2 separate regions of the Homo sapiens genome follow, and region 1 is linked to region 2. Evidence: chromatin loops called from intact Hi-C (ENCODE). Cell type or tissue: heart left ventricle. All regions are shown on one strand. Each heading gives the region's core, and the rest is flanking DNA. Links, peaks and the distances in the headings are about the cores only. Region 1 overlaps PATJ (PATJ crumbs cell polarity complex component). Region 2 overlaps PATJ (PATJ crumbs cell polarity complex component).

The links. A loop is a pair of places that touch in the nucleus more often than their neighbours do. Peaks named below come from ENCODE experiments on the same cell type or tissue, not always from the same donor. Only the 100,000 strongest peaks of a DNase experiment are listed, where the experiment ranks them.
Region 1: it touches region 2 in a loop (3-fold over the local background); 11 of 110 quality-filtered maps call a loop at or near these places.

What each region holds. Positions count from the first base shown.
Region 1 is chr1:62,126,293-62,136,958 of GRCh38, forward strand. PATJ (PATJ crumbs cell polarity complex component) reads left to right here. Exons shown (of 44, transcript NM_001350145.3): 40 at 1,680-1,802; 41 at 2,549-2,653. Among named protein-coding and RNA genes, the nearest start is that of MIR3116-2, 53 kb to the left of the region's middle. In heart left ventricle, for the core only: a CTCF peak has its summit at 5,006 (motif pointing left); no DNase peak of the experiment used is centred there.
Region 2 is chr1:61,944,441-61,955,106 of GRCh38, forward strand. The region is part of intron 27 of PATJ (PATJ crumbs cell polarity complex component); the gene reads left to right. Among named protein-coding and RNA genes, the nearest start is that of MIR12132, 100 kb to the left of the region's middle. RefSeq lists enhancers at 5,090-5,893, 5,894-6,696 and a silencer at 6,277-6,571. In heart left ventricle, for the core only: a CTCF peak has its summit at 6,145 (motif pointing right); no DNase peak of the experiment used is centred there; H3K4me3 peaks cover 41 bases; H3K27ac peaks cover 1,163 bases.

The DNA.
Region 1 (10,666 bases), core at 3,890-6,389, 180 kb after region 2:
CAGGGTACAGCTGCCAGGAAAAAAAATAAAACTGGGAACTTCCCCTGCTGCTGCCATTTCTCCAAGTTTTGACTCTCCACCATACTTTATTTGGTTTCTTTTTGTTTCAGAGGCCACAGGTAGTTGTTTTTTACATTTTGACTAGACATCTTGATTGTAACCAGCAGGAGAGATACGCTGTCACGTGCCTGTGCTGCCATGCCAGAACTGGAACTTGTCATTTGTTCTTTTAGTGATTTTAAAAATATTAACCCTATGATACTAATGTGGGGAAAAAACTGGACTAGAGCCAAGTCTCTTCACCAGAGTCCGTCTTGGGGAACATTTTCAGCCACATTTTATGTCTGTCTTCAAACTGTTGTCACTACAGTGGGTGTCCTCTCAGATCCTTTGTTTTAACGCAGTCTTTTAAAGCCAAATGTGTTTGTTCACACCCAGAAGAGCATAGTATGTGTGGCAGTTTAATCATAAACACCATATGAGAACATACTTGCCAAGTCTGCATCGGAATTGGCCACTAAACTAAGGAGCTGCATAGGGTGTTGTGTGTGTGTGTGTGTGTTTAATTTACTCCTGCTATTGCCTTTTATTGAGCCTTTTCTGTAGGCCATGACAGTGCCATACTATCTCATTTAATGCTCAGACCAACACTGTCAGGTATGTAGTATTCTTCTCATTTTATACATAGAGATGGAGGCTTTAAGAGGTAGTCAGCCTAAATAACAAACAGAGAGGCTCTCTAAAGGAAAATGATGTTTATTCAGGAATGGGAATATGCGGGCCAGTTTATTCAGGAATGGGAATATGCGGGCCATAGTAGACTATGTGCATATTCAGGGAGGTAAGGAAAATAAAAGGTTTTAGAGGACAAAATGAGAAATATATAATTATTTTGAGATAATTATCCTTGGCTACAAAGATTAATAACAGGGGTGACACACAGCCCAAGGCTGGACAGGCATCTGCTGGACAGATGCACTTGTAGAAGTATTTTTTTATGAAAGGTTGTGATGTCCTTCCTGCAGGGTTGTGGTTTTTGCAGTCTTTTGTGATAATTTTTGTTATCAGGCATACAAGCCTGAGAACTCTTTCTTCATAGCCTTTCCGGGCTCTATTGGTAAGGAATTTTTTTTTTTTTTTGACACAAATGACTCCATTTTGATTCTGACAACTTTCACAAGGTTAAGTAACTTCCCCCAAGACCCCACAGCTAATTAAGAGCTAGAGCTGGGGCTGGGTAGGGTAGTTCACGTCTGTAATCCCAGCACTCTGAGAGGCCAAGGCGGGTGGATCACCTGAGGTCAGGAGTTGGAGACCTGCCTGGCCAACATGGTGAAGCCCTGTCTCTACTAAAAATACAAAAAATTAGCCAAGTGTGGTGGCGCGCACTTGTAATCCTAGCTACTCAGGAGGCTGAGGCAGGAAAATCGCTTGAACCTGGGAGGCGGAAGTTGCAGTGACCTGAGATCGTGCCATTGCACTCCAGCCTGGATAACAAGAGCGAAACTGAAAAAAAAAGAGCTAGAGCTGTCTACTCCAAAGGTTCCACATTTAACTCCTATGTTATCCTGGCCTCCTACCTCATGGAGGGATTTTGTTCCAACAGCTATCTATCTAGGGATAGTCAGTTTGTGGCTCTTTATTAAATATAAAAGCATTATGTTTTCTTCCTTTTTTAGGAGCTCAGTGATGCCCTTGGAATCAGTATTGCTGGAGGAAGAGGAAGTCCCTTAGGAGATATCCCCGTATTTATTGCCATGATTCAGGCTAGCGGAGTGGCCGCACGGACACAGAAGCTTAAAGTAAACGAGAGAACTGGTTGAAAGACTAACAATATGTGTTGGGGTGGGAGAGGAAGTTGCAGCCCTGGGCACCTTGTTTAAAGTTGGAATTCCAGTAGCCATCAGAGACCCAGGCTGAGGGCAAGATGCATTAGATAAACTTGATACCTTTAGAAATTCATTAGGTCCCCAGGCACATAAAAATATTATTATTTGTATCAAAGCTTCTCCATAAAAGAAGAAATTGCAGCCCCTTTGCAAACCCTCCTTTACCCTTTTAAGCACCTCATTCCACCCAAAATCAGCTCTCAACTGAGAGACATTTGACCTTAGAGTCTTCCCTCAATCAAAAGAATCACCATTTTTATGATTTCTCCCCCTTGTTGCCCCTTAATCTTAACTTCAGTAGAAAAATATAGCAGAAAATATTTGGCTTCCTCATTAGAACTTTATTGAACGGTTGATGTGTACACTTCGCTTTTACTGGCAAATGGTTGTATGAAACACCACCATTACCAAAATACAAAAATGGCCTACTGTGCCTTTTAATAATCAAATGTGACCCCCTTCTTGTTGCTCTGATTTGTCTGTATTTGGGGAAAGCCAAAAAAATTCCTCATGCTTCTTGAACATGCATGCACGGTAGTAACGCAGAATCCTCACAATAGCCACAAATGGGAAATAGGACTCGCAAAGAATTTTAAGCATTCTTCTCAAATTTAATTTTTCTTAATGATAGTGATTTTCTGTCATTTTTGTACTTCCAGGTTGGAGATCGGATTGTCAGCATTAACGGGCAACCTTTGGATGGGCTGTCTCACGCGGATGTGGTTAATCTGCTGAAGAACGCCTACGGGCGCATTATCCTGCAGGTATTGCGATCAACGGAGCACGCAGCTGTGCAAGGCAGATAAGTGGCATGCAAAAAAGATTGAGCGTCACTGGCAGTAGACATCGCCACCCAGCAGGGTGCTTGCTGATGTGAATTACGAAGGTTGAAAGCAAGAAATTATTATTTTTATTCAGAAATTCTTTAATGCCACCCATACAGGTAGTGAGCATGATTATATGAAAGCATAACAAGGGGAGAAAAATTACTCTCTGCTTCACATGATAAATCAACACAGCTTTTAGTTTCCAGTGTTCTTTTGTAAATCAGAATTTGTAAGGAATAAGAAATGATTTCTTTTCTTATGCCCAAAGACTGTTACTGAACTGCCCAAGTGCTGTTTCTTCTTTTCCCCTTAAAGGAAGAGGAAAAATACAATGGTCTTTTTCCTTTAGCATAGATTGCCAACACTGTTAAATTGTCACGCGTAGCAGTCATCAACCAAGGCAGACAATTGTTTATCAGCTGTGGTCCCCAGCTGTATTGTTCAGAGGCACAAGGAAATATACCAGGATGTAAAAGCAAAGTGTGCTGTTAATTACCCCTGCTTATATTTTAGCCCTTCAGATGTCTCTGAGATTGACACCATGCAGTGACTGAGAGGCAGCATACTGGCAGTGAGTTTCATTAATGAGTTTCCCCAGAAATGTATGCTTACCATAGGTCTGCAGAGGTAATATAAAGTGGTTTATAGGTGGCTAGGCGCGGTGGCCCACGCCTGTAATCCTAGCACTTTGGGAGGCTGAGGTGGGCGGATCACCTGAGGTCAGGAGTTCGAGACCAGCCTGGACAACATGGTGAAACCCCGTCTCTGCTAAAAGTACAAAAATTAGCCAGGCATGGTGGTGGGTGCCTGTAATCTCAGCTACAGGAGGATGAGGCAGGAGAATCACTTGGACCTGGGAGAAGGAGGTTGCAGTGAGCCAAGATTGCTCCACTGTACTCCAGCCTGGGTGACAGAGTGAGACTGTCTCAAAAATAAAATAAAATAAATTAGTTTATAGGTATAAAGAATAAAGCCCACCACTTACTACCTTAGAGAGAGGGCCAGCCAGCCACTCATCATTCTAGCCTTAAAATAAGAAGTTTGGGCTGAGTGCAGTGGCTCACACCTATAGTCCCAGCACTTTGGGAGGCTGAAGCAGGAGGATCACTTGAGGCCAGCAGTACAAGACCAGCCTAGGCCATAGCAAGATCCCGTCTCTACAAAAAAGTTAAAAAGTTAGCCCGGCATGGTGGTGTGTGCCTGTAGTCTTAGCTACTCAAGAGACTGAAGCAGGAGGATGGCTTGAGCCCAAGAGTTGGAGGCTACAGTGAGCCAGTATTGTGCCACTGCATTCCTGCCTGGGCAGCAGAGTGAGACCCTGGCTCAAAATAAATAAAAATCATATAGGAAGTTCAAATTGAAAAACCATTACATAGCTGGGCATAGTGGCTCACGCCTATAATCCCAACACTCTGGGAGGCCAAGGCAGGAGAATTGCTTGAGCCCAGGAGTTTTGAGACCAGCCTGGGCAACATGGTATGATACCCCATCTCTACAAAAAAAATAAAAATAAAAATTTAATTTTAATAATAAAAAATAAAAATTAGAAAAAAAGAAAAACTGCTGGGCACGGTGGCTCACACCTGTAATCCCAGCACTTTGGGAGGCTGAGGCGGGCGGATCACGAGGTCAAGAGATTGAGACCATCCTGGCTAACATGGTGAAACCCCATCTCTACTAAAAATACAAAAAATTAGCCGGGCATGGTGGCGGGCGCCTATAGTCCCAGCTACTGGGGAGGCTGAGGCAGGAGAATGGCGTGAACCTGGGAGGCAGAGCTTGCAGTGAGACGAGATGGCACCACTGCACTCCATCCTGGGCGACAGAGCAAGACTCCGTCTCAAAAGAAAAAAAGAAAAACCATTACATTTGGGAGAAGCAATTTGTGGTGTTTTACATCTCTGTGGTGTAAGTCCAAAGTGTCCAGACATTTAAAAAGTAAGTGGCTTTCAGTATGTATGAGGGGTATAATGAAAATCCTGTCAGTTTACTATCACACTAGTCTTTAAGTTAAAATTTTAAAAGAAAGAAAAGAAAATCCTGTCATTAATTTCAAGGGAGTTTATGTGATAGGCCAAATATTATTAAATTATTTGGGTCCCTGATTTTCTATTGAACACAAACCAAAACACTGTGCGGACTGGGCATAGAATCTGCTTCCCCTCAACTCCTGGTCCTCACTTTCAGTGGAAACCTACACAGTTAACTGCATTGCTTCCTCCACCCTACAAATCCTTTGCTTTCTGAAATGGGTGGCTGTGCTTGCTCATCCTTCACGTTATGCTGACCCCTAGAGGCAGTACAGTGCAGCTCTTCAGTGCTGAGCCCAGGACCTTGAATTACAAAGACCTTAGGAGGATCCTACTTCAAATGGTAACTGACCAGAAAAAAGTCTCTCTCCCTTAGCAAAATCTAGTATTATTGATATTTTCACACATGGATATAATTTGTTCAGCTCTGTCTTCCTCACAAATAAATAAGAAGACACAATTAGCCAGGTGTGGTAGCGCATGCCTGTAATCCCAGCTACTCAGGAGGCTAAGGCAGGAGAATTGCTTGAACTCAGGAGGCGGAGGTTGCAATGAGCCAAGATCACCCCATTGCACCCCAGCATGGGCTACAAGAGTCAGACTCCGTCTCAAAAAAAAAAGGCACATAGAAACTAGCTGCTCGGAGGATGAGGCAGGAAGATCACTTGAGCCCAAGAGTTTGAGGCTGCAGTGAGCTATGATTATAGCACTGCACTCAGCTTGGGTGACAGAGTGAGATCCCAGCTCTAAATAAGTAAATAATAACATTATTTAACTATAATGTCATAATAATAAAAACCAATATAACCAAATATTAGGATGAATGAATTATTATTTTTTTTTTTTTGAGATGGAGTCTCGCTCTGTTGTCTAGGCTGGAGTGCACTGCAACCTCCCCCTCCCGGGTTCAAGCAAGTCTCCTGCCTCAGCCTCCCAAGTAGCTGGGACTACAAGCATGCACCACCATACCTGGCTAATTTTATATTTTCAGTAGAGATGGGATTTCACCATGTTGGCCAGGCTGGTCTCAAACTCCTGACCTCAAGTGATCTGCCCGCCTTGGCCTCCCAAAGTTCTGGGAGTACAGGCATGAGCCACCACGCCCAGCTGAATGAATTATTAGTAGCATGGGGATTTGTGGTGTTTTGGTAGAAGGAAAATGTGAGTTAAATCTTTATCTTCCACAATAAGAAGTGATTAGATATCAAAAATTTTAAAATCAAGAAATAGAAGTAAAACTGTTATTTAAGAATATGGAAGCACAGCCTGGCCAACATAGAGAAACCTTGTCTCTACTAAAAATACAAAAAAGTAGCCGGATTGGCGGTGCACCTCTGTAATCCTGGCTGCTCAGGAGGCTGAGGCGGGAGAATCGCTTGAACCCCAGGGGCAGAGGTTGTAGTGAGCCAAGATCTCGCCACTGCATTCTGGCCTGGGCAACGTGAATATGGAAGCAAATACTAGGAGAAACAGCTGAAAGTAGTTGCTTTTAGGGAGTAAGAATCTGTAATGGGGGTAAAGGAGCAAGGACTCTTTCATTAAATACTATAGAATCATTTTGACTTTTTAAATTATATAAATGGGCCGGGTGCAGTGGTTCACACCTATAATCCCAGCAATTTGGGAGGTCGAGGCTGGCAGATCGCTTGAGCCCAGAAGTTTGAGACCAGCTTGGGCAACATGGTGAGACCCCGTCTCTACAAAAAAATACAAAAATTAGTCGTGCATAGTGGCATGCACTTGTAGTCCCAGCTACTGGCGAGGCTGGGGTGGGAGGATTGCTTGAGCCCGGGGGGCAGAGGTTGCAGTGAGCCAAGATCGTGCCACTGCACTCCGGCCTGGATGACAGTGAGACCCTGTCTCAAAATTAAAAAAAAAAAATTACATAAGTAAGTGAATAGGTGTGATTTTTTTTTAATTGAGGTAAAAAGTTGTTGGAAAGTATTAGAACTACAGAGGATTGAGTAGATTTTTAAAACACAGGAAACAAGTAGAACTTAGAAATGATGTAACAGTTAAGTGGAAGAGTTTGGCGAGCTAAATTTTCATCTCTTAGAGTAGGGAGTCAGTGGACACCAAGATAGTACATTTCAAAATAGGCATATAAGAATATTATTTAGCTTATTCTTTAGAATTAAAAAGAGAAAAGTTCAATGTGCTTCTAGGGAGGGCAAGTGTTGAATTTTTTTTATCATGTACTGTACTATTTCATTTTTTATTATGTACACACAAAAAAGAAATATTTAGAAAAAATAGAATATGGCCAGGCGTGGTGGCTCATACCTGTAATCCCAGCATTTTGGGAGGCCAAGGCAGGTGGATCACCTGAGGTCAGGAGTTTGAGACCAGCCTGGCCAACATGGTGAAATCCCATCTCTACTGAAAATACAAAAATTAGCCGGGTGTGTTGGCACATGCCTGTAGTCCCAGCTACTTGGGAGGCTGAGGCAGGAGAACAGCTTGAACCCGGAGAGTAGAGGTTGCAGTAGCCGAGATTGCACCACTGCTGTCCAGCCTAGTCGAGAGTGAGACACCGTCTCGAGAAAAAAGAATAGAAAAGAACCAAGAATATAGGTCTGTTTGAAAAGCAGCTAAACAGATTTGAGTAGAATGGTGCTTCTCAAACTTTAGCACGCTCTGGAAACACCTGGAGGGCTCCCCCAGCCTTTCTGATTTTGCAGGAGTGGAGTGGGATTCAAGAATTTGCTTTTTTTTTTTTTTTTTTTGAGACAGAGTTGCGCTCTGAAGCCCAGGCTGGAGTGCAGTGGCACAATCTCGGCTCCACTGAGCCTCCACCTCCTGGGTTCAAGCAATTCTCCTGCATCAGCCTCCCCAGTAGCTGGGACCACAGGCACCCACCACCATGCCCGGCTAATTTTTGTATTTTAGTAGAGACAGGGTTTCACCATGTTGGCCAGGCTGGTCTCAAACTCCTGACCTCAGGTGATCCGCCTGCCTTGGCCTCCCACAGTGCTGAGATTACAGGTGTGAGCCACCGTGCCCAGCCAATTTTGCATTTCTTCTAACAAGCTCCTAGGTATTGGTGATGCTGCTAATTCAGATCCCATGCCTCAGACCCAGTGGAGTAGAGCATTATTTAGGGATGAAAAAGGTCTCCCCACGTTATTCTCTTCATCTGAAACACCCTTCTCACCGTACTCTCGTCTTTTTTTTTTTTTTTTTTTAAGAGAGAGACAAGGTCTCATTATTGGCCTGCACTCAAGAGACTGTCCCACCTCAGCCTCCCAAAGTGCTGGGATTACAGGTGTGAGCCATCGCACCCAGCCCTCTCTTTTTTTTTTTTTTTTTTTCTTTTTACTTTTTGAGACTGAGTTTTGCTCTTGTTGCCCAGGCTGGAGTGCAATGGCGTGATCCTGGCTCGCTGCAACTTCCATCTCCCAGGTTCAAGCGATTCTCCTGCCTCAGCCTCCCGAGTAGCTGGGATTACAGGCATGTGCCACCACGCCCAGCTAATTTTGTATTTTTAGTAGAGACGGGGTTTCACCATGTTGGTCAGCCTGGTCTCAAACTCCTGACCTTAGGTGATCCGCCCGCCTCAGCCTCCCAAAGTGCTGGGATTACTGGTGTGAGCCACCACGCCCGGCCTCTTTTCTTTATAAATATTGGAAAATCCTTTGTTTAGAAACTCTCCATCGAAGAATAGGGAGTGCCTGGGTGTTGATGTCCTTCCAGACCATGGTTCTCCAAAGCTGGAGAAATCTGTGTCTGTGCCTCGGGCGCAGGCCTCGCCCAGAGCAGATACCTCCTCAGTGCTGCCCACATGGAGTTGCTGAGCCATTCCAATCAAGCTGAAGGACATGAACTAATAGGGGAACAAATCAGCACAGTTACCAATGTAGTCCAGAAAAATTCCAGGAGGGGAGGAAGACGGATGGCTTACCCAGGGTTGGAAATGGAAAAGGTGTGTCATTGAGGGTGCAGAGCAGGCGCGTCATGGCCTATGTGAGTATCACTAAAGGAATGATCTGCTATTAGGTCTTTACCTTAGTTGCATAATAAAATCACTGATTTTAATACCTGTTCCTGGGCCCCACCCCAGAGGTTCAGATTTAATTTTTCTGGGATATGGCATGGACATCAGATGATTTTAAAATTTCTCAGGTGATTCTAATATGCAGCCAGGGGTAAGAAAAGTAGTCTCCAGGGTTTGCAAATAAAAAGCCAACTAATGCTTAGGCCAGGTGTGGTGGCTCACGCCTGTAATCCCAGCACTTTGGGAGGCCGAGGTGGGGGGGATCGCTTCAGGTCAGGAGTTCAAGACCAGCCTGGCCAACGTGGTGAAACCCCCTCTACTAAAAATACAAAAATAAGCCAGGCATGGTAATGCATACCTGTAATCCCAGCTACTCAGGAGGCTGAGGCAGGAGAATTGCTTGAACTCGGGAGGCAGAGGTTGCAATGAGATGAGATCGCGCCACTGCACTCCATCCTGGGTGACAGAGCGAGACTCCGTCTCAAAAAAAAAAAAAAAAAAAAAAAGCCAAATTAATGCCATGAAGACAGTGATAAACTGCAGGAAAAGGACAAAGACCCAAGGTTTGAAAGTTGAAATGAACACCTAGCCCAAGTTAGGTAGGAGAGGTAGGCTGTAGTGTCAGAAAGTCGTGAGTTTGAATCCTTTTACTAAAGTCTCACCTTCTATTCCTCTAAAACAGGGACTGTGGAGCTCCTTTCTTAAAAAGGTTGCTCTGAGGATTAGATGAAGTGTGATGTAAAGTGTCTAATAAATACAGGATGTTGCAAATGATAAATACTAAGTGGTATCTTATTACTTTCATTGTACTAACATAGGCTTGAAGTTAGAGGATACTAAAATTCCTTTATAAAATCCTGGAAGTGGAGTGGTTTTCCAGGTGGCATTTGAGGTGTGTGCCACTAGGTGGCAATGTGGCTGGAAGTCAGTTTGCCCTTTTCGAATTTTACTCCAAGTGCTTCACACTTCTTCAGACCATTAGATTTTTTTTTTTTTTTTTTTTTTTTTTTTTGAGACAGAGTTTCGCTCTTGTTACCCAGACTGGAATGCAATGGTGCAATCTCAGCTCACTGCAACCTCTGCCTCCTGGGTTTAAGCAATTCTCCTGCCTCAGCCTCCTGAGTAGCTGAGCTGGGATTACAGGCTCACACCGCCACGCCCGGCTAATTTTGTGTTTTTTGTAGAGATGGGGTTTCTCCATGTTGGTCAGGCTGGTTTTGAACTCCTGACCTCAAGTGATCCGCCCATCTCGGCCTCCCAAAGTGCTGGGATTACAGGTGTGAGCCGCCACGCCCAGCCCGATCATTAAATTTTTAACAGACACATAAAAATCAATATATTCTGGTGTCACTAAAATCAGGGTCACTAGATTCTGGACAAAAACTTTAAGCAGCTGTGCTTTCTATTTCAGTAAGTTACACCAAAGGCCAGGCATGGGCTTTTCTTGTGTGTGTGTGTGTGTGTGTGTGTTTTTCTGTAATGTGTCCCCATCTTAAGATGCCAGCTTTCTCAGGGATCACCTTAACTTTACAGCCTTCCTGTTTGTTTTCAACATGTGTGCACCCATAGTTTGAGGGTCCAGCTGCATGTAAGTGCTGAGGATTTTTATGTTTTGCGTGTGTGTGTGTGTGTCTGTGTGTGTGTGTGTGTGTGTGTGTGTCTGTGTGTGTGTGTGGTGTGTTGTTTTTTTGAGACAGGGTCTCACTCTGTCCCCCAGGCTGGAGTGCAGTGGCACAATCATGGCTCACAGCAGCCTTGATCTGCCAGGCTCAAGCAATCCTCCAACCTCAGCCTCCCAAAGTGCTGGGATTACAGGCATGAGCCGCCACACCCAGCCAGTGCTAAATTTCAGATTTGGTACTGAAAGGCTTGGGTCCTAATAAGTCTAAGGGCTAATCATCTTCTTTCGCAGGAACCTTTAGGAGA
Region 2 (10,666 bases), core at 5,038-7,537:
GTAGCCGATTTGATCAAGTGGAAGAAAGGGTATCAGTGATTGAAGATCAAAGGAATGAAATGAAGGGAGAAGAGAAGCTTAGAGAACAAAGAGTACAAAGAAACGAATAAAGTCTCCAAGAAATATAGGACTATGTGAAAAGACCAAATCTACGTCTGATTGGTGTACCTGAAAGTGACAGGGAGAATGGAACCAAGTTGGAAAACACTCTGCAGGATATTATCCAGGAGAACTTCCCTAACCTAGGGAGGCAGGCCAACATTCAAATTCAGGAAATACAGAGAACACCACAAAGATACTCCTCAAGAAGAGCAACCCCAAGACACAAAATTGTCAGATTCACCGAAGTTGAAATGAAGGAAAAAATGTTAAGGGCAGCCAGAGAGAAAGGTTGGGTTACCCACAAAGGGAAGCCCATCAGACTAACAGCGGATCTCTCAGCAGAGACTCTACAAGCCAGAAGAGAGTGGGTGCCAATATTCAACATTCTTAAAGAAAAGAATTTTCAACCCAGAATTTCATATCCAGCCAAACTAAGCTTCATAAGTGAAGGAGAAATAAAATCCTTTACAGACAAACAAATGCTAAGAGATTTTGTCACCACCAGGCCTGCCTTACAAGAGCTCCTGAAGGAAGCACTAAACATGGAAAGTAACAACCGATACCAGCCACTGCAAAAACAAGCCAAATTGTAAAGACCACTGATGCTAGGAAGAAACTGCATCAACTAACGAGCAAAATAACCAGCTAACATCATAATGACAGGATCAAATTCACACATAACAATATTAACCTTAAATGTAAATGGGCTAAATGCTCCAATTAAAAGACACAGACTAGCAAATTGGATAAAGAGTCAAGACCCATCAGTGTGCTGTGTTCAGGAGACCCATCTCACGTGCAGAGACACACATAGGCTCAAAATAAAGGGATGGAGGAAGATCTACCAAGCAAATGGAAAACAAAAAAAAAAGCAGGGGTTGCAATCCTAGTCTCTGATAAAACAGACTTTAAACCAACAAATATCAGAAGAGACAAAGAAGGCCATTACATAATGGGAAAGGGATCAATTCAACAAGAAGAGCTAACTATCGTAAATATATATGCACCCAATATAGGAGCACCCAGATTGCTAAAGCAAGTCCTTAGAGACCTACAAAGAGACTTAGACTCCCACACAATAATAGTGGGAGACTTTAACACCCCACTGTCAACATTAGACAGAAAGTTAACAAGGATATCCAGGACTTGAACTCAGTTCTGCACCAAGCAGACCTAATAGACATCTACAGAACTCTCCACCCCAAATCAACAGAATATACATTCTTCTCAGCACCACATCGCACTTATTCCAAAATTGACCACATAGTTGAAAGTAAAGCACTCCTCAGCAAATGCAAAAGAACAGAAATCATAACAAACTGTCTCTCAGACCACAGTGCAATCAAACTAGAACTCAGGATTAAGAAACTCACTCAAAACCGCTCAACTGCATGGAAATTGAACAAACTGCTCCTGAATGACTACTGGGTACATAATGAAATGAAGGCAGAAATAAAGATGTTCTTTGAAACCAATGAGAACAAAGACGCAACATACCAGAATCTCTGGGACATATTTAAAGCAGTGTGTAGCGGGAAATTTATAGCACTAAATGCCCACAAGAGAAAGCAGGAAAGATCTAAAATTGACACCCTAACATCACAATGAAAAGAACTAGAGAAGCAAGAGCAAACACATTCAAAAGCTAGCAGAAGGCAAGAAATAACTAAGATCAGAGCAGAACTGAAGGAGATAGAGACACAAAAAACCCTTCAAAAAATCAGTGAATCCAGGAGCTGATTTTTTGAAAAGATCAACAAAATTGATAGACCACTAGCAAGACTAATAAAGAAGAAAAGAGAGAAGAATCAAAGAGATGCAATAAAAAATGATAAAGGGGATATCACCACCAATCCCACAGAAATAGAAACTACCATCAGAGAATACTATAAACACCTCTATGCAAATAAACTAGAAAATCTAGAAGAAATGGATAAATTCCTGGACACATACACCCTCCCAAGACTAAACCAGGAAGAAGTTGACTCTCTGAATAGACTAATAACAGGTTCTGAAATTGAGGCAATAATTAATAGCCTACCAACCAAACAAAGTCCAGGACCAGACGGATTCACAGCCGAATTCTACCAGAGGTACAAAAAAGAGCTCCTACCATTCCTTCTGAAACTATTCCAATCCATAGAAAAAGAGGGAATCCTCCCTAATTCATTTTATGTGGCCAACATCATCCTGATACCAAAGCCTGGCAGAGACACAACAAAAAAAGAGAATTTTAGACCAATATCCCTGATGAACATCGATGCAGAAATCCTCAGTAAAATACCAGCAAACCGAATCCAGCAGCACATCAAAAAGCTTATCCACCACAATCAAGTTGGCCTCATCCTTGGGATGCAAGGCTGGTTCAACATATGCAAACCAAAAAAAGTAATCCATCATATAAACAGAACCAAAGACAAAAACCACATGATTATCTCAATAGATTCAGAAAAGGCCTTTGACAAAATTCAACAGCCCTTCATGCTAAAAACTCTCAATAAACTAGGTATTGATGGGATGTATCTCAAAATAATAAGAGCTATTTATGACAAACCCACAGCCAACATCGTACTGAATGGGCAAAAACTGGAAGCATTCCCTTTGAAAACTGGCACAAGACAGGGATGCCCTCTCTCACCACTCCTATTCAATATAGTGTTAGAAGTTCTGGCCAGGGCAATCAGGCAGGAGAAAGAAATAAAGCATATTCAATTAGGAAGAGAGGAAGTCAAACTGTCCCTGTTTGCAGATGACATGATTGTATATTTAGAAAACCCCATCATCTAAGCCCAAAATCTCCTTAAGCTGATAAGCAACTTCAGCAAAGTCTCAGGATACAAAATCACTGTGCAAAAATCACAAGCATTCTTATACACCAATAATGGACAGAGAGCCAAATCATGAGTGAACTCCCCTTCACAATTGCTACAAAGAGAATAAAATACCTAGGAATCCAACTTACAAGGGATGTGAAGGACCTCTTCAAGGAGAACTACAAACCACTGCTCAATAAAATAAAAGACGATACAAACAAATGGAAGAACATTCCATGCTCATGGATAGGGAGAATCAATATCACGGAAATGGCCATACTACCCAAGGTAATTTATAGATTGAATGCCATCCCCATGAGGCTACCAATGACTTTCTTCACAGAATTGGAAAAAACTACTTTAAAGTTCATATGGAACCAAAAAAGAGCCCGCATTGCCAAAACAATCCTAAGCAAAAAGAACAAAGCTGGAGTCATCTCGCTACCTGACTTCAAACTGTACTACAAGGCTACAGTAACCAAAACAGAATGGTACTGGTACCAAAACAGAGATATAGACCAATGGAATAGAAGCAGCCCTCAGAAATAATACCACACATCTACAACCATCTGATCTTTGACAAACCTGACAAAAACATGAAATGGGGAAAGGATTCCCTATTTAATAAATGGTGCTGGGAAAACTGGCTAGCCATATGTAGAAAGCTGAAACTGGATCCTTCCTTACACCTTGTACAAAAATTAATTCAAGTTGGATTAAAGACTTAAATGTTAGACCTAAAACCATAAAAACCCTAGAAGAAAACCTAGGCAATACCATTCAGGACATAGGCATGGACAAGGACTTCATGTCTAAAACACCAAAAGCAATAGCAACAAAAGCCAAAATTGACAAATGGGATCTCATTAAACTAAAGAGCTTCTACACAGCAAAAGAAACTACCATCAGAGTGAACAGGCATCCTACAGAATGGGAGAAAATTTTTACAATCTATCCATCTGACAAAGGGCTAATATCCAGAATCTACAATGAACTCAAACAAATTTACAAGAAAAAATCAAACAACCCCATCAAAAAGTGGGCAAAGGATATGGACAGACACTTCTCAAAAGAAGACATTTATGCAGCCAACAGACACATGAAAAAATGCTCATCATCACTGGCCATCAGAGAAATGCAAATCAAAACCACAATGAGACACCATCTCACACCAGTTAGAATGGCAATCATTAAAAAGTCAGGAAACAACAGGTGCTGGAGAGGATGTGGAGAAATGGGAATGCTTTTACACTGTTGGTGGGACTGTAAACTAGTTCAGCCATTGTGGAAGACAGTGTGGTGATTCCTCAAGGATTTTGAACTAGAAATACCATTTGACCCAGCCATCCCATTACTGGGCATATACCCAAAGGACTATAAATCATGCTGCTATAAAGACACTTGTACACGTATGTTTATTGTGGCACTATCCACAATAGCAAAGACTTGGAACCAACTCAAATGTCCATCAGTGATAGACTGGATTAAAAAAATGTGGCACATATGCACCATGGAATACTATGCAGCCATAAAAAAGGAGAAGTTCATGTCATTTGTAGGGACATGGATGAAGCTGGAAACCATCATTCTCAGCAAACTATCACAAGGACAGAAAACCAAACACTGCATGTTCTCACTCGTAGGTGGGAATTGAACAGTGAGAACCCTTGGACACAGGGTGGGGAACATCACACACTGGGGTCTGTTGTGGGGTCGGCGGGGAGCGGGGAGGGATTGCATTAGGAGATATACCTAATGTAAATGACAAGTTAACGGGTGCAGCACAACATGACACATGTATATATACGTAACAAACCTGTACATTGTGCACGTGTACCATAGAACTTAAAGTATAATAATAAAAAAAAAGAAAAAAAAAGGAAGCCTGCTGCAAAACATTACATACTGTATGGTTCCATTTTCATAAACTGTCCATAAAAAACAAATTTATATAGAGAGAAAGCAGGCCTGGGTTGCGATTGGGTTTGATGGAATTTTTGGGGGGTGGTGGGAAGTGGGAAGGTTCTAAAACCAAATAGTTGTGATGGTTGCACAACTCCAATATACTAAAAATCATTGAATTGTATATTTACAGTGAGTGAATTTTATAGTGTGCAAATTATACTCAGTAAAACTTTTAAAAATGTTTCAAAGTTAAATATAATTTTAAATTAAAGAATCACATGCGTAAGAGAGTTAAAAGTTATTATAAAAGGATCTACATTAAAGAAGAGAGATCAGGTTGTAAATTACTTCCAAGAAGTGAATAGGCCAGGTGCAGCAGCTCACACCTGTAATCCCAGCACTTTGGGAGGCCAAGGCAGGTGGATCACTTGAGGTTAAGAGTTCGAGACCAGCCCGCTCAACATGGTGAAACCCTGTCTTTTTACAAATACAAAAATTAGTCAGGTATGGGGGCATATGCCTGTAATACTGGCTACTTGGGAGGCTGAGGCAGGAGAATCACATGAACCTGGCAGAGGCTGCAGTGAGCCAAGATCACACCACTGCCCTCCAGCCTAGGTGACAGAGCGAGACTCTGTCTCAAAAAAGCAAAGAAGGGACCAGGCACGGTGGCTCATGCCTGTAATCCCAGCACTTTGGGAGGCCAAGGCAGGCGGATTACTTGAGGTCAAGAGTTCGAAACCAGCCTGACTGACCAACATGGTGAAACCCATCTCTACTGAAAATACAAAACATTAGCTGGGTGTGGTGGCACGTGCCTGTAATCCCAGCTACTGGGGAGGTTGAGGCAGGAGAATCGCTTGAACCCAGGAGGCGGAGGTTGCGGTGAGCCGAGATCACGCTGCTGCACTCCAGCTTGGGTGACAGAGCGAGACTCCACCTAAAAAATAAATAAATAAGGGAATAAAAGTATAGTAATCAACAGCAACGTATTTTTTTGACAGTGATGGCGTTTGAGAACCTTAGAGCTCATTTGGTATCTAATTTTACGTTGAGGAGGCTGAGACAGAGAGTGATTAATTTGCCCCAAACCACTAAATTAGTTACTGATGAAACCAGCACTAGAATCTGGTTCTCATTTGATGTTCAGGGCCACATGTAGGCACTTCCTTCCAGTGCCTTTCTCTGTGTGCCATGCCAGTTTTTAGCATGAAGCAAACTTGTAATAAAGATTTATTGAGCAACTAGTAGTTCTTTTGGTTTAAAATTTTGTCTATTTTTTGTATCGTTGTGGACTCTGTAGTTGATCTCTACCTTGCCAATAGGTGTCACTACAATCAACAGCAATTATTACCAAGCATTTAAAGAATGTTAAGAATGTTCACGTCAAACTGTGTTTAACAAAATTTATATGTTCATTTCACCAAATATTTGAGTATGTTTGTTCTTTTTTTTGTTTTTTGTTTGTTTGTTTTTGGCAATGCAAAATAGGATGGAAAAGTGTTAGAAATAAAGGCTGATTTCATTTTTTAGTTTTATGTAAATTCTTTTTCTCATTTCCTACACAATCATCCATTTTTGGGCTTTTCATAGTTAAGTAAAATAGGCTGACACAGTGTCTTATGCCTGTAAACCTAGCACTTTGGGAGGCCCAGGCGGGCGGATCACCTGAGCTCAAGAGTTCAAGACCAGCCTGGTCAACATGGTGAAACCCCATCTCTACTAAAAATACAAAAATTAGCTGGGCCTGGTGGCACATGCCTGTAATCCCAGCTACTCGGAATCTGAGGCAGGAGAATTGCTTGAACCGGGGAGGTGGAGTTGCAGTAAGCCAAGGTCGCGCCTCTGCACTTCAGCCTGGGCAACAGAGCTGTCTAAAAAGCGCACCTCTGCACTTCAGCCTGGGCAACTCTGTCTAAAAAAAAAAAAAGGAAAAAAAAAGTTATTTAGTAGAATTTGTATTCTAGCTCTGTAATTGGAGAAAACTGATGAACTTGGCTTTTTATTGTTTTTTTTATTCTGAAAACTCAGCTTCAGCGCTTGATATAATTTGGATGTATTTATTATAACTGTAAATTAAAAATTGTATTGTTTAATACCTTTTGAGTAGTATTTGAGTTTTCTTTGGGTATTCTTGACTTTTTAAGTATTACTCATATGATACAGTGATCACATAGATGATTTTTTTATTCTGCATTTTACAAAGAAAGATTATACTGTATAATTGGTAGATACTTCTGAAGTCACTGTAATTGGTTAAATAATGGTATTCAGGTGTGTGGGGGGTAGGGTAGGGTAGGGGGTGCACTGTAGCACTTTGAGTGAAATTTAAGAAATCTCAACCATTTTTCTAGTGGGTTTTCTGAAGCTACATTTTTTTTTTATATTTTTCCCCCCTGAAAGCTAACTTGAAGGCTTGACTGCTTAAATAGAATCTTTACTGCACGTTTAGAATGTTACTGAGATACAAATGAATCTCGCTAGGGGAGAGATACCACATGCTCAGTGTGGTTCACCAGCTTCTTTGTTATAAACATGATTCAATGCTGGGAGCATTAAGGAGAGAGCAAGTTGGTGACTGTTCCCCTCACTTTGGACAGGCTAAAATCAACTGCTGTTTCCTTTTAATTTGCATTTGAAAGATGTAACTAATGTGATGAACCGTTTCTCAGCAGGAAAGCTGGGTCATTAAAATGATATTAATTGAAGCTGGCCACAATAAATGGTTGAGGTTATAATGCCTCCTGTTCTGAAATAGAGCTATTATCCTGAGGCGAGCAGGGTAACTGAGTGTCACAGTCAGCAGCGTGAAGCATCCAAGGGTCTGATGTGGGAAACCAGGGATTTTGCTTCTCCGGCATAGTTTTCCAGGCAGCTTTCACCTGCTGACAGAGGTGACTGTTTAGCTTGAGGACTAGCTTGAAATTAGCTTAATTGATTGCTTTTCCTGATATAAATAGATTGACAGGTTGCCCTTAAAGAGAACAAAATCTGAGAGAGAGAGAGAGAGAGAGAGAGAAAAATAGGCCCAAGGTCGTCAGAAGAGAGAGGAGTCTGTGGTGAGGATTTGAGCTGCGTCCAGCATTGGATATTTGTCAGGAATGCAGATACCCTGAAGGGAACACAACAATGGTCCAAGGGGGTTTCCCAGGTAAGATTTCTGTTGCCTGTGTGATCTGTGGTTCTTTCGGAATGCAATCTGATGCTGTTTTAGTGTTGGTGCAGAATGTGGTTTTAAAGGTTTAGACAATGGTAAGCCAAGGCATTTTTCTTAAGTAAGAGAGCGAGGGCACATATGCATGTGCAAGGTGATTGTACATTAGAAACAAACCCCTGCAATTTTCTTTCATGTGCACTGTAGTTTGAATGTCCTTATGATGTTTTTGAAAAGTGGAGCAGTTTAATCAGACTGTCAAAGATATACCAGTAGTTTCACTGCCAAGATTCTCAACACTGTTCATGCTGTATTCTCTCCTTTCAGAATTGTAATTGAGAAGTAGACCTCCAGGACATTTATTATCATTATTGTTGTTACTTGTGACTTCACCATAATAAAAAGGGAAGACTATTTATGTTAGAACTAGGTTATTCTGGTTAATTTTAAAAACTGACCATTCAGCATTTTGTTATAGATGAAAGCAGAATATCACTAAGGACTCATAGTAGTAAACAAAAGGCTGCTTTTTCTAAATTGTAAAATAACACATTAATTATTTTATTTGCTAGTTGTGTTTGGTGCCTCATTCATCTAAATCTACAAATTTAAATTCGTTAGGGGTGGGGGCTCAGCTCTTGGAAGTATTACCACTGACTTCCTTGTTAACATAATGGTTCTTGCAATCATTGCTACATTGGCCATATAATTTCATGCAATAGAGTACTCTTAGTTTATGCTTTTGCCTGACTTAAAAAATTAATTTCTTAAAATCAGAGCTTCTTTTTATCTAAATAAAATGGAATATTGAGACATAATAGGGGTATTCTTGCATAAGTATTATTGCCTAAGGGAGGCAATTGTTAACTCAAGAGTTAGACATGACATTATAGCCTTTCTTTTTATTTTCAGCAGTGCACACGCAAATTAGGTTATTTCTACTGCAACAGTAGAATATTTGCTGCATTCCTGATTTAAGCTAGCCAACCTTATTTGTGGCTATGCTGTCAAAACTATTGAGCAAGAACTTTTGTTTAAAATATAATTTCTGAAGATATCCCTGTGGGGGTCCTGAACTACCTAGTATTCAATTCTGTTATTTTGATTTGGAGGAAATGCTATAGCTCCTAAATGGATGCGTCACAGATTCCCTGTAGTGACAACTGTCTGACTATATTGTGTTTCTTTTCATTCTGCAGTTGGAATTGCTTTCAGTTGTCTGTCATCTTTTTAATACTGCTTCTCAAACTTGTATTGACAAGGCAACTTATAGGGATCATCCTGGATATTTGTGGATCCTGCCTGCTTTTCCTCAGACTCTTCAGAGCAGTTTATTCATTTTCCTTTTATTTTAGGAAATTTCTTGATTTTAAAAATCTATTTCTCCAGATTATAATACATGTATGCTTTAATCTCCTGAGTATAACTGGCCATCCCTGATCATTTTCTTAATCTCTACCACACTGACTTGAAGTCGCCACTGTCCAGGCTCCAAACACCGCAGTGGAACCCTTGAAAATCCCCATTGCAGTTTTCTAGAAAGTGAGTCAAGTATATCTAGTCATTAGGAATTTATGTGTCCTTTGCGCTTTGTTGAACTAATATATAAACTCACTTTTAGAAAGGCTGTTAACTATCAAAGTGTCTCATAAATGGACACATATTTATGTGTTATATGTAAGTTACTTTTTCAGTGTTCATGATCAGGATTGATTTTCTATAATCAGTATTTTCAACATTTATTAAAAGCTTCTATTTATGTATACACATTTAACTCCAAAGTATTTTAATACACTTTGGTAGTCTTATGACTTAGTCTATCTTATATTATGTTCACTGCTTTGGCATTCAGTCAATTTTAAAAGCATGTTTCTATTTCATGTTTCTTTTTGGCATATTTTACAAAAAGTAATATGTAGAATTATAAATAAAGGATGAGGCCTCGGTCTGTAGAGAATTTACCTTTTCTTTTGTTCTTGCTTGGAAACACATTATTTTACATGGGTTTATGTTGCTTTGATTTCAGTAGTTTTATGTCACTTTAAAGTATTTTAGGTTTGATATATATAAGTATAGGTTAAACACTCATCATTTTAATTGATCCAATGTTGAACAAAGAGAGGGCATTGTTATTTCAATTAAGAAAATAATATATCAAAAATTAAGTAGCAGTTAAAGTTACTTTCTTGCAGAGACTGCCTCTTTTTTGCTGAATGTAATGGGGCAGGAGGTAAGAAATATCACTCCTAAGTTTCTATCATGTTTACATATTTAGATATGTATTTTTTAAACAATTTACTTTTATCTTTTTCTTACATTTATGATATGCCAAACTCTATTGTTTTTTTTTTTTTTTTGAGACAGAGTCTCGCTCTGTTGCCCAGGCTGGAGTGCAGTGGCACTATCTTGGCTCACTGCAAACTTCTCCTCCCGGGTTCACAGCATTCTCCTGCCTCAGCCTTCTGAGTAGCTGGGACTACAGGTGCCTGCCACCACGCCCGGCTCATTTTTTGTATTTTTAGTAGAGACAGGGTTTCACCATGTTAGCCAGGATGGTCTCAATCTTCTGACCTCATGATCCTCCAGCCTCGGCCTCCCAAAGTGCTGGGATTACAGGCGTGAGCCACTGTGCCTGGCTGGTATGCCAAACTCTTAAGATCCTTGTATAGTGTGAGGAATTCATATTGCACAT